3 separate regions of the Homo sapiens genome follow, and all the other regions are linked to region 1. A link is a contact called in ENCODE Hi-C or POLR2A ChIA-PET data. All regions are on one chromosome and are shown on one strand. Each heading gives the region's core, a stretch centred on a gene start or an enhancer-like site at or near the end of the contact. The rest is flanking DNA. Distances are from core to core; before and after follow the strand shown. Region 1 holds the start of COX5B (cytochrome c oxidase subunit 5B). Region 2 holds the start of C2orf15 (chromosome 2 open reading frame 15). Region 3 holds the start of MRPL30 (mitochondrial ribosomal protein L30).

Region 1 (3,783 bases), core at 7-2,506:
AAACAAAAAAAACAAGAATTGAACCATTAGGCCAAATAAGCCCTACCTTCCAGAAGCTCAGGGGACTGTTCCTACAAGCCAAGTTTCCTGTATCAAATACTCCCAGAGAGGAGACCACTATGAACACATCCAAGGCCATAAGTTACACAGAAGACACAGAAGGGAGTTTCTCCTTACCAGTCCCTTCTTTGCAGCCAGCATGATCTCCCTCTCCAACCCAGTCGCCTGCTCTTCATCAGTGGGAACACCACCTAAAGGAAGATAACGTGAATTATGACGCTGACTGAAATGACTGATAGAAAAACTACAAACAGAAATGATCAAGGAAAATGGTGCCCCGAAACTTCTGTATAAGTTTTAGCGGGCTCACAAGCTCCTAAAGGCTACTCATATCCATGGTCCCCTAAGAACCACCAAGTACCCATCCACACAAGCGGCAGCACTCGGGGGAGCTTTTTTTTTCTTTTTTGAGACGGAGTTTTGCTCTTGTTGCCCAGGCTGGAGTGCAATGGCGCGATGTTGGCTCACGGGAACCTCCGCCTCCCGGGTTTAAGCGATTCTCCTGCCTCAGCCTCCCGAGTAGCTGGGACTACAGGCGCGCGCCACCACGCCCGGCTAATTTTTGTATTTTTAGTAGAAACGGGGTTTTACCATGTTGGCCAGGCTGGTCTTGAGCTCCTGACCTCAGGGGATCTGTCCGCCTCGGCCTCCCAAAGTGCTGGGATTACAGTTGTGAGCCACCGCGCCCGGCCTATGAGCTTTTCTTTCTCCAACCACCGAGGCAAATTTGTCGACATTTGTCTAAAAGCATGTAGAACCCACTCTGCTTGAGGTGGGCGCAGGTTTGAAGGGAGGCCGGACCCCTCCCCATCCCGGTGGCAGCCCCGGTCCCTCCCAAGGTCACCCGGCACCTCCGTTTAGGATACTTTCGCAGCGGAGTGAGTTCGGGGAGCGGCAGGAGCAGCGGTCCAGAATTACAGGGAGATGCCTGCAGAGCCTGAGGCACTGGGGACCGTAAAGCGGCCACTGGGACCTCGAGAAGCTGCACGAGCCGCGCCGCTTTGCCGCCCTGGGACCACCCTGGGAGGGCAACACTCTGGTCCCTGGCACGCCCGGAGACCCGAGTACCTCCAGATGCCATGGAGCGCATCGCGGCCGCGCCACTGGGGCCGCGAGCCCTCAGGGCCTGCGCGGCCAGCGTTCCAGCTCCGCGAAGTAACCTTGAAGCCATTGCGTCCGCGACTAGCAGCAAAACTTCCGGGAACAAGCTGCAGAGACAGGAGGGACTTCCGGGGGCGGGCTTCTTTCTCCTCTCGGTCAGCTTTCGGCTTCCTCCCAGCCCTCGAGCCCGCCCACTCCCAAGACTGTGGCGGGGGCGGAAATTGCGCATGCCCAGCTCTGCCTCTTTCTGCACCGCGTAGTGGCTGAGGCTTGGGGGCGGGGTTGCCTTTAATAACGCTGGGAGGTGGGAAAGTCTTTTTGGTCCCTGGAGTTGAGCGGCTGAACCACATTGGAGTTCCTGTGGGTCTGGCCCCGTAGTCGTGTTCAGCAAACGTGGAGGCTGCTAATGGAAGCTATTAGGTCCCCGTCTGTGAAGAGACTTACTGAACCCCAAATGATTTGAATTTAGAAGTGGGCTCCTAAAGATCACTGCGTTCCTTACTAGGCTGGTTAGTGGCAGGGCTGGTTCTGGCAGTGCGTGGGCCGTCGCGAGCGTGTCGCATTGGACGGGACCTACCTGCAGTCCTGGCCCAGTTTCGTGTTAGAGTTGTACTGTGTGTGGGAGGCGCGGAGGTCCCGGCCTGGGGAGGAGGACAGGGCCGGGGGCGGGACCCCCTACCAGGACCAAGGCCCTGGTGATGTGAAGGAAGTGGCCACTCTTTTTCGAGGCTACTAAGGGAGGAGGAGCAGGAAGGGGAGTTGATAATAGGAAATGGAGTTAGAGCCTGCTGTGACTGGAGTTCCTTGTTTGAAACGGAAAACATATTCCGTCCATGGCTTCCCGTTGCCCATAGGCTAAGATGTGCAAATTTCTTAGGGTGAGCTTTAGTCAGTATAGCCCTGTGACAGGCTAGCTGCATGCGGTATCTGAGTTTCCCTACCAGATAGAAAAATCCCCTTAGAGTGGGAATTAATGCTCATCATTGAATCTTCAATGCCTTGCAGAGGTCTGGTATATAGTAGGATCCAGTAATTTTAGTAAATTTACTACTTGGATAGAGTATACAAAACCAGTTTATAGGGCTTTTCCTGGCCCAGTGAGGTCAATTGGAGGCAACATGGGGAGAGTTGAAGGCTTAGGTGCTCCCGCCTGTCTCATGCAGGCTACGGTATTTTCAAAAGGACGTGGTGGAGCGTTGCTTCACAGGAGCACGTCTGGTCTTCCTGGGTGCCCCCTCCACCAATTAAAAAAAAAAAAAAAAAAACCCTGTATTCTAAGGCCAAAATTTCTTTAAAGGTGGTTTTTGCTTTGAATGGCTTCACTGTTACTCCCTTCTCCCTCACCTCCACTGCAACCCCTCCAAGTTGAATTGGGCGAAAATTCTGAGGATCTGTAGTTAATTTGCAACTGTGGTTAAGGTCTTAGGCAGGAGAAAAAAGCATTGGTCTGGAAAGTAGCCCCACCAGCTAGTTCAGCTACTTTTTATCCTTTGGGCCGCCATTTCTACATCAGTAAAACTGTCGTTCAACTAGGTTAGTATTTCCCAAAGTGTATTGCATGGCATCCAAGTCTCAAGACATGATCTCAAGAAAAAGGACTTGGTCAAGACAGGGAGGGCCTGCATTTGATGACCACCCTTTTGGAGATGGACACTAGCATAATAAAGGCTCTGATTAGGCTTGCAGTAAAGACCTCTTATTTAATTTACCTGCAGTTTAAGCCAGAGTTTCCCTGTCTTAATTGACCACAAAATCCTTTCTGAGGAACACCTACTAACTTGCCCCTCAGCAAACCAGTGAGGTATTCAGCTCTGATATGTTATGATTCCCTGCTGCCTGACCAGAAGTGGTTTACTCCAGGCTATAAAATGGAAATTGAGTTTAGGCTTCTCACTCTCATAGTAGGCTTGCCTAATAATAGGAAATTTTCGCAGGCCCTCATCCAACTCAGGAAAACCTCAGCCTCACTCTGGGATTATTTAGATTGTGTGAGTGAGCTCCAAGGTCAGGTCCAGGCTCCCCAGATGTCCCCGCATCCCTTGCTGCTTCCAGCTCCCACCACTGTCAACTCACACCCAGTCCCTCAGGTCTCCTTTGGAAACAGTTGGCTTGGGGAACAGTCTGCCACCTCTGCTCTATCATTGTCTTTGCCAGCACAATAAACTTATTTTTATAGGATAATTTTCAGTTGTCAAAATAAATGTACATTATAAGTTGAACAGCACAGATATATAAGGAACAAGCTAGCAGTTTGGTGCTTATCCTTTTTTTCCTTTCCCTATGACAGAGTTTCTCAAGCTCAGCACAACTGACATCTTGGGTTGATAATTCTTTGAGGGAGGTTGTGCATTGTAGGATTTAACCCTATGTCATTAGCACCTCCCTGACATGATAACCAAAAATATCTTCAGCCATTGCCACATGCCCCCTGGATTTGCAAAATTCCCATTGAGCATCACTGCATATATGAATATAAAATATAAAAACATAACTACTATACAAAGTTTTAGTTAGTTGCTTCTTTCATTAAAAAATATTTTGTAGGCTGGGTGCGGTGGCTCACACCTGTAATCCTAGCACTTTGGGAGGCTGAGGCAGGCAGATCACCTGAGGTCAGGAGTT
Region 2 (3,970 bases), core at 1,365-3,864, 1.5 Mb before region 1:
GGCCGGGCGCGGTGGCTCATGCCTGTAATCCCAGCACTTTGGGAGGCCGAGGCGGGCAGGTCATGAGGTCAGGAGATCGAGATCATCCTGGCTAACACAGTGAAACCCCGTCTCTACTAAAAATACAAAAAAATTAGCCGGGCGTGGTGGTGGGCGCCTGTAGTCCCAGCTGCTCGGGAGGCTGAGGCAGGAGAATGGCGTGAAGCCGCGAGGCAGAGCTTCCAGTGAGCGGAGATCGCGCCACTGCACTCCAGCCTGGGAGACAAAGCGAGACTCCATCTCAAAAAAACAAACAAAAAAAAGGAACACAGCATCAGTGAGCTGTGGAACAAGATCAAGTGGCTTAACACATATGGAATTGGAGTCCCAGATTTTTTTTTGAGGGGATCAGGAAGAGGACAGTGAAAACAAAACAAAAAATAGTAATAACAGAGGTTTTTGTAGTGAAGCTTTTGAAATGATGGAAAAATTAAGGGACTAGAAAACCAAGACCTTAGAAGGTGTCTGTCACGAGAGAGCAAGCACAGGGTACTATATAAGGCTTAGCCTGGGCCAGGCACAGTGGCTCATGCATATAATCCCAGCACTTGGGATGCTGAGGTGGGTGGATCACTTGAGTCCAGGAGTTCAAGACCAGCCTGGGCAACATGGTGAAACCGCATCTCTACAAAAACATACAAAAATTAGCTGGGCATGGTGGCACATACCTGTGGTCCCAGCTACTCAAGGGGCTAAGGCAGGAGAACTGCTTCAACCTGAAAGGTGGAGGGTGCAGTGAGCTGAGATCATGCCAACGCACTCCAGCCTGGGTACAGGGCAACAGAGTGAGACTCTGTCTTAAAAAAAAGGAAAAAAAAAAAAAGTCTGGGCGCAGTGGCTCACACCTGTAATCCCAGCACTTTGGGAGGCTGAGGCGGGTGGATCATGAGGTCAGGAGATCAAGACCATCCTGGCTAACACAGTGAAACCCTGTCTCTACTAAAAATACAAAAAACAAAAAACAAACAAAAAAAAAGCTGGGCGTAGTAGTGGGCGCCTGTAGTCCTAGCTACTTGGGAGGCTGAGGCAGGAGAATGGCATGAACCCGGGAGGCGGAGGTTGCAGTGAGCCGAGATCGTGCCACTGCACTCCAGCCTGGGCGACAGAGTGAGACTCTGTCTCAAAAAAAAAAAAAAAAAAAAAAAAAAGGTTTAGTTGGGGCAGGGTGGGACACTCACTACCCCTTGGGTTTCCACAGAGGGAAGGAAATTTTTACTTTCTCAGGTTAGGGGAGAAAGTCAACAGTTCTTGATAGGAAAAAAAAGGAAAATCTTTTCACCCTCTTTTGGCCTTAAAATGATCATTTCCTTATATTCTTTCCAAATAATCTTCAGTACCGTCTAGGTGGCATACATAAGTGCTTAAACTTTTCTTATTCTTTCTATAAGGGAAGTACTTTCCTACTTCCTATATTAATAATCTCCCCACCCCCGAAGTCTTCAACTCCAGCTGATAGTTTTAAACTTAGAACATTCTTTCCTATTTGTTTTTAATAATGCTAGATAATGTATTCAAAATAATCTTAGTATCTGAAGAGGAAATGAGATTATACATTATTCCCTCTAACATAACTTCTCAGTTTGTTATTTTGTGCATTTAAAAAATTACATTTCCGAGGATATGTGCTCCTTGTGTCCTCTAACCTCTTAATCTAAAATAACAGGGACACTTAATTTTTTTTGGTATCTAATTATACTTACAAAGTATATGATATCTGAAAATAAATGCGACAAAATATGAGACCATGTAATAACACGATGAAAAGACATTGGAAAAACATGGCATTTATATTAAATGTATTTTTATGACTAAATTTGTTCTACACAAAAGTTGTTTATCCCTGCCAATGATATCTTGTGGGGGGAAAAATGAGTACTCACCTGGCGAAAACAGGAATTGTTAGTCTCCTCAAACGAGAGCTTACTCTTGAAATACACAGCGTTCTACCATATCAAGGTCATCAGAGAATTGCTGTAAAAACCTAGTGTCTATGTCATCTGCAGGAAAAGGAGATAAAGTCACCATTATCATCCAGAAGCTCTTGAGTTATTTAAGAAGGGACATGGTAGGTATTAAGAAAAATTAAGAAGACTTTTTTCCCCCCCATTCTGGGCTCCAAAAAATTGGTAGAAGAATGCAGCGCTCATTCTTTTTCACTAAAAAGCTCATTTGTCACTTTAAGGTGAGGGGATTTGGAAAAGGACTGGCATGTGGAGAAGGAATATCGGTCAGGAATCTGGACTTTGTTGCTAGATCTGCCACTTCCTGATTCAGCCCTGATCGTGCAGAGCTGACCAAGGCCGTGGTCCCCAGGCTCCCCTGACTCCAGGCTGCCCACGCTCACCGGGACAGGCCGGCTCGCTCCCTGCAGGCTGCAGCGGGAGGGCTGGACCTGGAAGCCTCTCTTAAAACGGGCCCTGGCTGCAGCAGGAGCTGCGCCCGAAAGCAGCTCTGAGAGTAACCGGTTCACCGAACATGGGTCCAGAATGATGCCCAAGCCCTGGGAAAAGTGGCACAAAGCCACCGCCGCGAAGCAGCAGGTGTTTCAAGCTGAGGGAAGGCGGGGCTGCGAGAGACAGCCTTGCGCATGCGCGTTCCATCCAGGTGCGGCAGCCTCAGGCAGAGATTAAGAAATGAGTCGTGGAAAAGGGGGCTAGCGGCTGGTTACTAGGAGACGGGACGCTCGGCTCGGGCGTCTAGGCGCTGCGTGGGCGTGCGCCTGCGCGGCGCGGATGGGCCAGGAAGGGGTCCCTCCTAGGTGCCCTGTAAGGCAGGCAGGTAGACGTACGCGTCGCTCCGTGCGTAGGAGCGCGCGCACGGCTTGTAGACCCCGCGAGAAGGAAGGTCGAGCCAGGTACGCGTGCGCACCGGGCCTGGGGGCGAGCGGGACGGAAGCAAAGCTGGGGCGCCGGGGAGGTGGAAGACGAGCCCCACTCCGGTACAGAGCGTGAGGGCGGGGCCACGGCGGCACTGGCTGGCGCTAACCGCCCCCTCCTCCTTCCCGCGGGCTCCGTCCTTCCTCCGATCCGCCGGGGCGGGGCCAGGACGATTTGGGGGTGGGAAGGGAGGAGAAAGGGGCGGAGGATGGAGAGTGGGCGGTTCTTGTATCCCCCGCTGAGGCCGAGAGCTGACAGTCGCGGGGATGAGCTCTGGGCAGGACGGCGGGCCGAGGAGCCCGGGGAGGGACCCGGAGCTCCAGGTAGAAGCTGCGGAGGTGCGCGGGGTGGGGAGAGTGCTGCTACTGGACTGGAAGGTCTCTGAGAAGGCGGCTGCAAGCGGGCAGGAGTGGCGGGTGCGGGGCCGTGGCGGGCGGAGTTGGGCGCTAGCAGCGGGAGCGGCTGTGAGGGGCAGCGGCGGGCACAGCTGCCGGCCGGAAGCTCGGCAGCACGAGTTGCCCCTGTTTCTTGGGAGGTTAGGTTTGAGCCCAGTTCCTATGGTCACTGCTTCGCGTCCTCCCGCAGCTCTCCGCTTGGTTGTTGGGGAGACTGTTCAGTTTAGAAACGCTCTGGAAGCTCTGGTGGAGCCGAGGAATTTGGAAGTCACAGATTTGGGAGTTCAGCCTGACTCCCGATCGCTCATTTCTGAGCCTCTTTCTAGACTTGGGGTGGTGAAAGGCTGAGATTACATAGGCATTTGCATGAAAATCTCAGATAATTTTAGTAAAAATTATACACAGTAAAGGCAGGGAAAGCTGGCTTTTGTTGAAAAACTATTTGAGACTTAAATTGGATAACTAGGTGATCATGGACTTGATACCTAAAAACTCACAGAAATATGGTTTTTTTTCACTTTTTTTTTTTCGCAGCTTCGGGAAAGTTTGCATAGATTATAGTGTCCCAACGTTTTCCTTCTTCCATTCCAGGACCTTATATCCTAGGAGATTTCCTTGTTTAAAATTTTCTGTACTGGTGTTCAGCATTTCAAGTATACT
Region 3 (3,661 bases), core at 47-2,546, 1.5 Mb before region 1:
GGGTTCACGCCATTCTCCTGCCTCGGCCTCCCCAGTAGCTGGGACTACAGGCGCCCGCCCGGACGCCCGGCTAATTTTTTGTATTTTTAGTAGAGACGGGGTTTCACCGTGTTAGCCAGGATGGTCTCGATCTCCTGACCTCGTGATCCTCCCGCCTCGGCCTCCGAAAGTGCTGAGATTACAGGCGTGAGCCACCACGCCCGGCAAGGAATACGTTTTAATAAAGTAAAAGTTACTGTTAATAATTAGGCACGTAACTCCTGGACCCTGAAACAATTACGCTGTCTTCTGTAAAACAGGAAAATATCAGGCATCACAGGAGAAGTATGATCCCATTTCTATTTTTTTAAATGTCTGTGAACGTGTGTAATCACAGAAAAACTCTGGAAGGTTGTCAGAAAAACGTTAACATACCCCTGGGGGTATGAAAAAAGGCGTTTTTCCTCCCCCTTCTCCCCCCCAGCGACCGATAGTTCTTTTGTCTTTTTACAATGAGCATGCATGCAACAGGAATGTTAAAAATCGATTTCTTTTTCTAAACCGACAATGTATACAATTATTAAAGGGGGAAAAACACTTCTGAAATGCAAAACATGGAATCACTCTTGCAGAGATACCAGAGATCTCTGAAAGCTGGAAGCGTGTCTCTTCTCTGAACTCCTAGTGCCTAACAAGCAGTAGGCAGCCCTCATTACTGCCTCTTGGCAAAAAGGGCAGAACAAACAGCTTTTGGTAGGTCTCGATCAAAATGGTAACAAATCACAGTTTTAATAAAATGGCAAATATTCTAACTGCCAACTCTTGGATGTTTGCATTATAAAATGAAGCAATACAAAGATAAAGGCAATTTTCTGTCTTCATTAAAAAAAAAAAAAAGCAACCTTAATACCCAGTGGCAACCCTAAGTTATGAATAAAGCAGCAGCACAGAAAATGCTGCTTGGGTTCCCTTTCCCAAGCTGTCCAGCCTCGGCGGCTCCGTTCTTGAGCTCCAAGAGTCTGGGCACAAAAAGCCGCGTGGCCCTGGATCCTGCAAATTGGGAAACGGGGGGATCCTGCAGGCCAATGGCCTTACGGGAGCCAATGTGACGGGATCAGGGGCAGACCCATTTAGGTTGCCGTAACCGGCCAATTCAGTACGCAATAGGGAAAATCAATTAGGATCTGCAGAGGGTTCCCGGATACACCTTGCGAAGAATGCCGCACTCTCCGCCACTCATTCCCCACTCACCGGCACCCGCTAAACCTTCAGCCTGAAATTTTCCTCCGAAGGGAAGCAGAGCAGAGGAAGAACTACCAAGTGCTACACTCAAAGCCTGCCGTCGCAGTGAGCGCGACCTCCAAACTGAGGCATTTTTGTTCCGGCGAAATCCCTCCCACTCAGGAAAGTCCCTAGAAAGAGAGCGCAGGCGCCTGGGTATCACATGACCACTTCCCGGAAGCGCAGCAGACCCGCTCAACTTCATCCTGGGTTGAGGCGGAGGAGAACTTCCAGAATTATGGCGAAGTCCGGGCTGAGGCAGGACCCGCAGAGCACAGCTGCAGCCACTGTGCTAAAGCGGGCAGTAGAACTAGATTCGGAGTCGCGGTATCCGCAGGCTCTGGTGTGTTACCAAGAGGGGATTGATCTGCTCCTGCAGGTTCTGAAAGGTGAGCAATGAGCCAAGGCGGGGAGGACCTGAGGAAAAGGAGCTGGTTCCTGCTGTGTCTGGGGTGAAGTGAAAGAGTTAAAAATGATTTTTCCACACCACGAAGAAGCAGTTAAATACAGAAGGTGGGATATTCTATAGGACAACTGGGCCGCTTTCTTTTAGATCTTTAATAGATTGATGTTACCTAGAAAAGGTGGGGAGGCTACTAGTCTAGATTTTAAAAGACTTAAGAGATATAAGATATAACGCAATGTAATATATAAGCTTTGATAGGACCTGGGTTTGTACGAACTTTAAAAGACATTTTTGGATCTATTAGAAAAGTTTGAATATAGATTGGGGGGCATTAAAATTATTTTCTTAGGCAATATGATTTTTTTTCCAAAACTTTCCTTAATTTTTAGAGATGCAGACCAAAGTGTTTTAGAAAGAGATGCTATGATGTCTTTAGTTAATTTTCCTTAAGCAAAAATTTCTTAAAAATCGAAGCTCTATTTGAGCAAAAATGCTAATTTTAAAAATTTCGGTGATGGGTAATAAGGGTGTTTATTATACGATTATTTTTAATTTTCTGTTTAAACATTTGCATTTAAAGCAAGCCAAAGTAAAATTATGTAGCGGTAGAAGAAGAAAAGTTTTTCTTAAACGGATGAGGTTCGGTGTGAGAAATGCGCAGGGTTGTGGAGGAGACAAGTGAGACTTTTCGTATTATTCAATGTTGAGAAATACCCAAATATTCCTTAACACCCAGCACAACCCTGGCTCACAGTAGACACTCAATATTTATGTATTAAATTGATAAGATCAGCTCCTGCTCCCCAACCCCCGACACTCCCGGTCTGGACTAAGCTCCCTCTGTTCTTTCTAGTTTAAGCTTCTTATAATTAAAGTGTTACAGAAGCTTTGGGGCAGCAGAGGGGAGCCCTTTATGGTTTGGTGCTTTGGTCAGAACTACAAACTCTACCGGCCGGGCGCGGTGGCTCACTCCTGTAATCCCAGCACTTTTTTGGGAGGCCGAGGCAGGTGGATCATGAGGTCAAGAGATCGAGACCATCCTGGCCAACATGGTGAAACCCCGTCTCTACTGAAAATACAAAAATTAGCCGGGCATGGTGGCACGCACCTGTAGTCCCAGCCACTTGGGAGGCTGAGGCAGGAGAATTGCTTGAATCCGGGAGGCGGAGGTTGCAGTGAGCCGAGATCGCGCCACTGCACTCCAGTCTGCCAATAGAACAAGACTCCGTCTCAAAAAAAAGAAAAAATAACTGTAAACTCTACCTTGCCTGGGGCATTATTTGATGATAATGATGACAGTGACAACAGCAATAAGCATAGATATCACGTTTCAGTGCTGAGTGCCAGGCATTGCAGAAAACATTAAAAGCATGATCTCGTTTCATCCGTACCAATTGCCCTATCAAGTAGGAGTTGATGGTATTCTCGTTTTACAGCATAAAAAGTATTGTTCGCTTTCAAGTTCTGCCACTAGGAGGTGGTAGAGTCACAGTCGGAGCCCAAGGCCCCAACGACTCTGGTATACTGAATCCCAAAAGAGAGATGGTGTACTGTGTTGGTCAGGTGGAACACTGCTCAAGTTTTGGCTGCACTAGGAATCTGAAGCAGGAGAATCACAGTTCTGCTCTAGGGTGCTTCACTGATCCCGTAGAGGTTACAGAGACAATGATGTCACATAGATGGGTTAAGACCAAAATGCAAATAGCGCTAATACAGGGAATAAGTGCCAGGAGAGAGATATCTATAGATAAACGCAATGAGGATTTAAACAGTTAAAGGTCATGTGAGGGTGGAAAGGTAGAGGTGGAGTTTGATTGGGGCTTTGGAGGAAAAATAATTTCAGAAGTCAGAAATTCATCTAAGAGTCTTCAAATTCCTGTGCTGTCTTACGAAATAAGTAGTTTGGTTGAGCATGTATCTGAAGAGGAAGAGTGAGAAGTAAAGTTTAAAGGTAGATAGGGGCTTGGATCACATTGAGGATGGCCTTGACTACCA

Evidence for each region. A loop is a pair of places that touch in the nucleus more often than their neighbours do. ChIA-PET counts read pairs that join two places held with the same protein, here RNA polymerase II (POLR2A). Pooled maps may share reads with other maps.
Region 2: a loop to region 1 is called in a pooled map, with 10 times the contacts of the local background. The contact joins the promoter of C2orf15 here to the promoter of COX5B in region 1. A Hi-C loop is called at or near these places in 1 of 168 maps with a recorded cell type or tissue (CD8-positive, alpha-beta T cell), 1 of 37 single-sample maps with no recorded cell type and 12 of 50 pooled maps. POLR2A ChIA-PET finds 5 or more read pairs at or near these places in 1 of 52 experiments (MCF 10A).
Region 3: a map of CD8-positive, alpha-beta T cell shows a loop between it and region 1 (9-fold over the local background). The contact joins the promoter of MRPL30 here to the promoter of COX5B in region 1. A Hi-C loop is called at or near these places in 2 of 168 maps with a recorded cell type or tissue (CD8-positive, alpha-beta T cell and dorsolateral prefrontal cortex) and 9 of 50 pooled maps. POLR2A ChIA-PET finds 5 or more read pairs at or near these places in 1 of 52 experiments (RWPE1).

Annotation. Positions count from the first base shown.
Region 1 is chr2:97,643,535-97,647,317 of GRCh38, reverse strand. It overlaps COX5B (cytochrome c oxidase subunit 5B), which reads right to left and starts at 1,256. Exons shown (of 4, transcript NM_001862.3): 1 at 1,129-1,256; 2 at 178-251. The coding sequence starts at 1,231. RefSeq lists enhancers at 1,152-1,331, 1,512-1,561, 1,364-2,298.
Region 2 is chr2:99,140,351-99,144,320 of GRCh38, reverse strand. It overlaps C2orf15 (chromosome 2 open reading frame 15), which reads right to left and starts at 2,614. Exons shown (of 4, transcript NM_144706.4): 1 at 2,384-2,614; 2 at 1,920-2,036. The region is part of intron 1 of TSGA10 (testis specific 10); the gene reads left to right. RefSeq lists an enhancer at 1,877-2,683 and silencers at 2,905-3,214, 3,285-3,354.
Region 3 is chr2:99,178,819-99,182,479 of GRCh38, reverse strand. MRPL30 (mitochondrial ribosomal protein L30) reads right to left here and starts at 1,296. Exons shown (of 6, transcript NM_145212.4): 1 at 1,231-1,296. It overlaps MITD1 (microtubule interacting and trafficking domain containing 1), which reads left to right and starts at 1,422. Exons shown (of 7, transcript NM_138798.3): 1 at 1,422-1,649. The coding sequence starts at 1,499. RefSeq lists a silencer at 915-1,087 and enhancers at 1,305-1,354, 1,375-1,604, 1,615-1,754.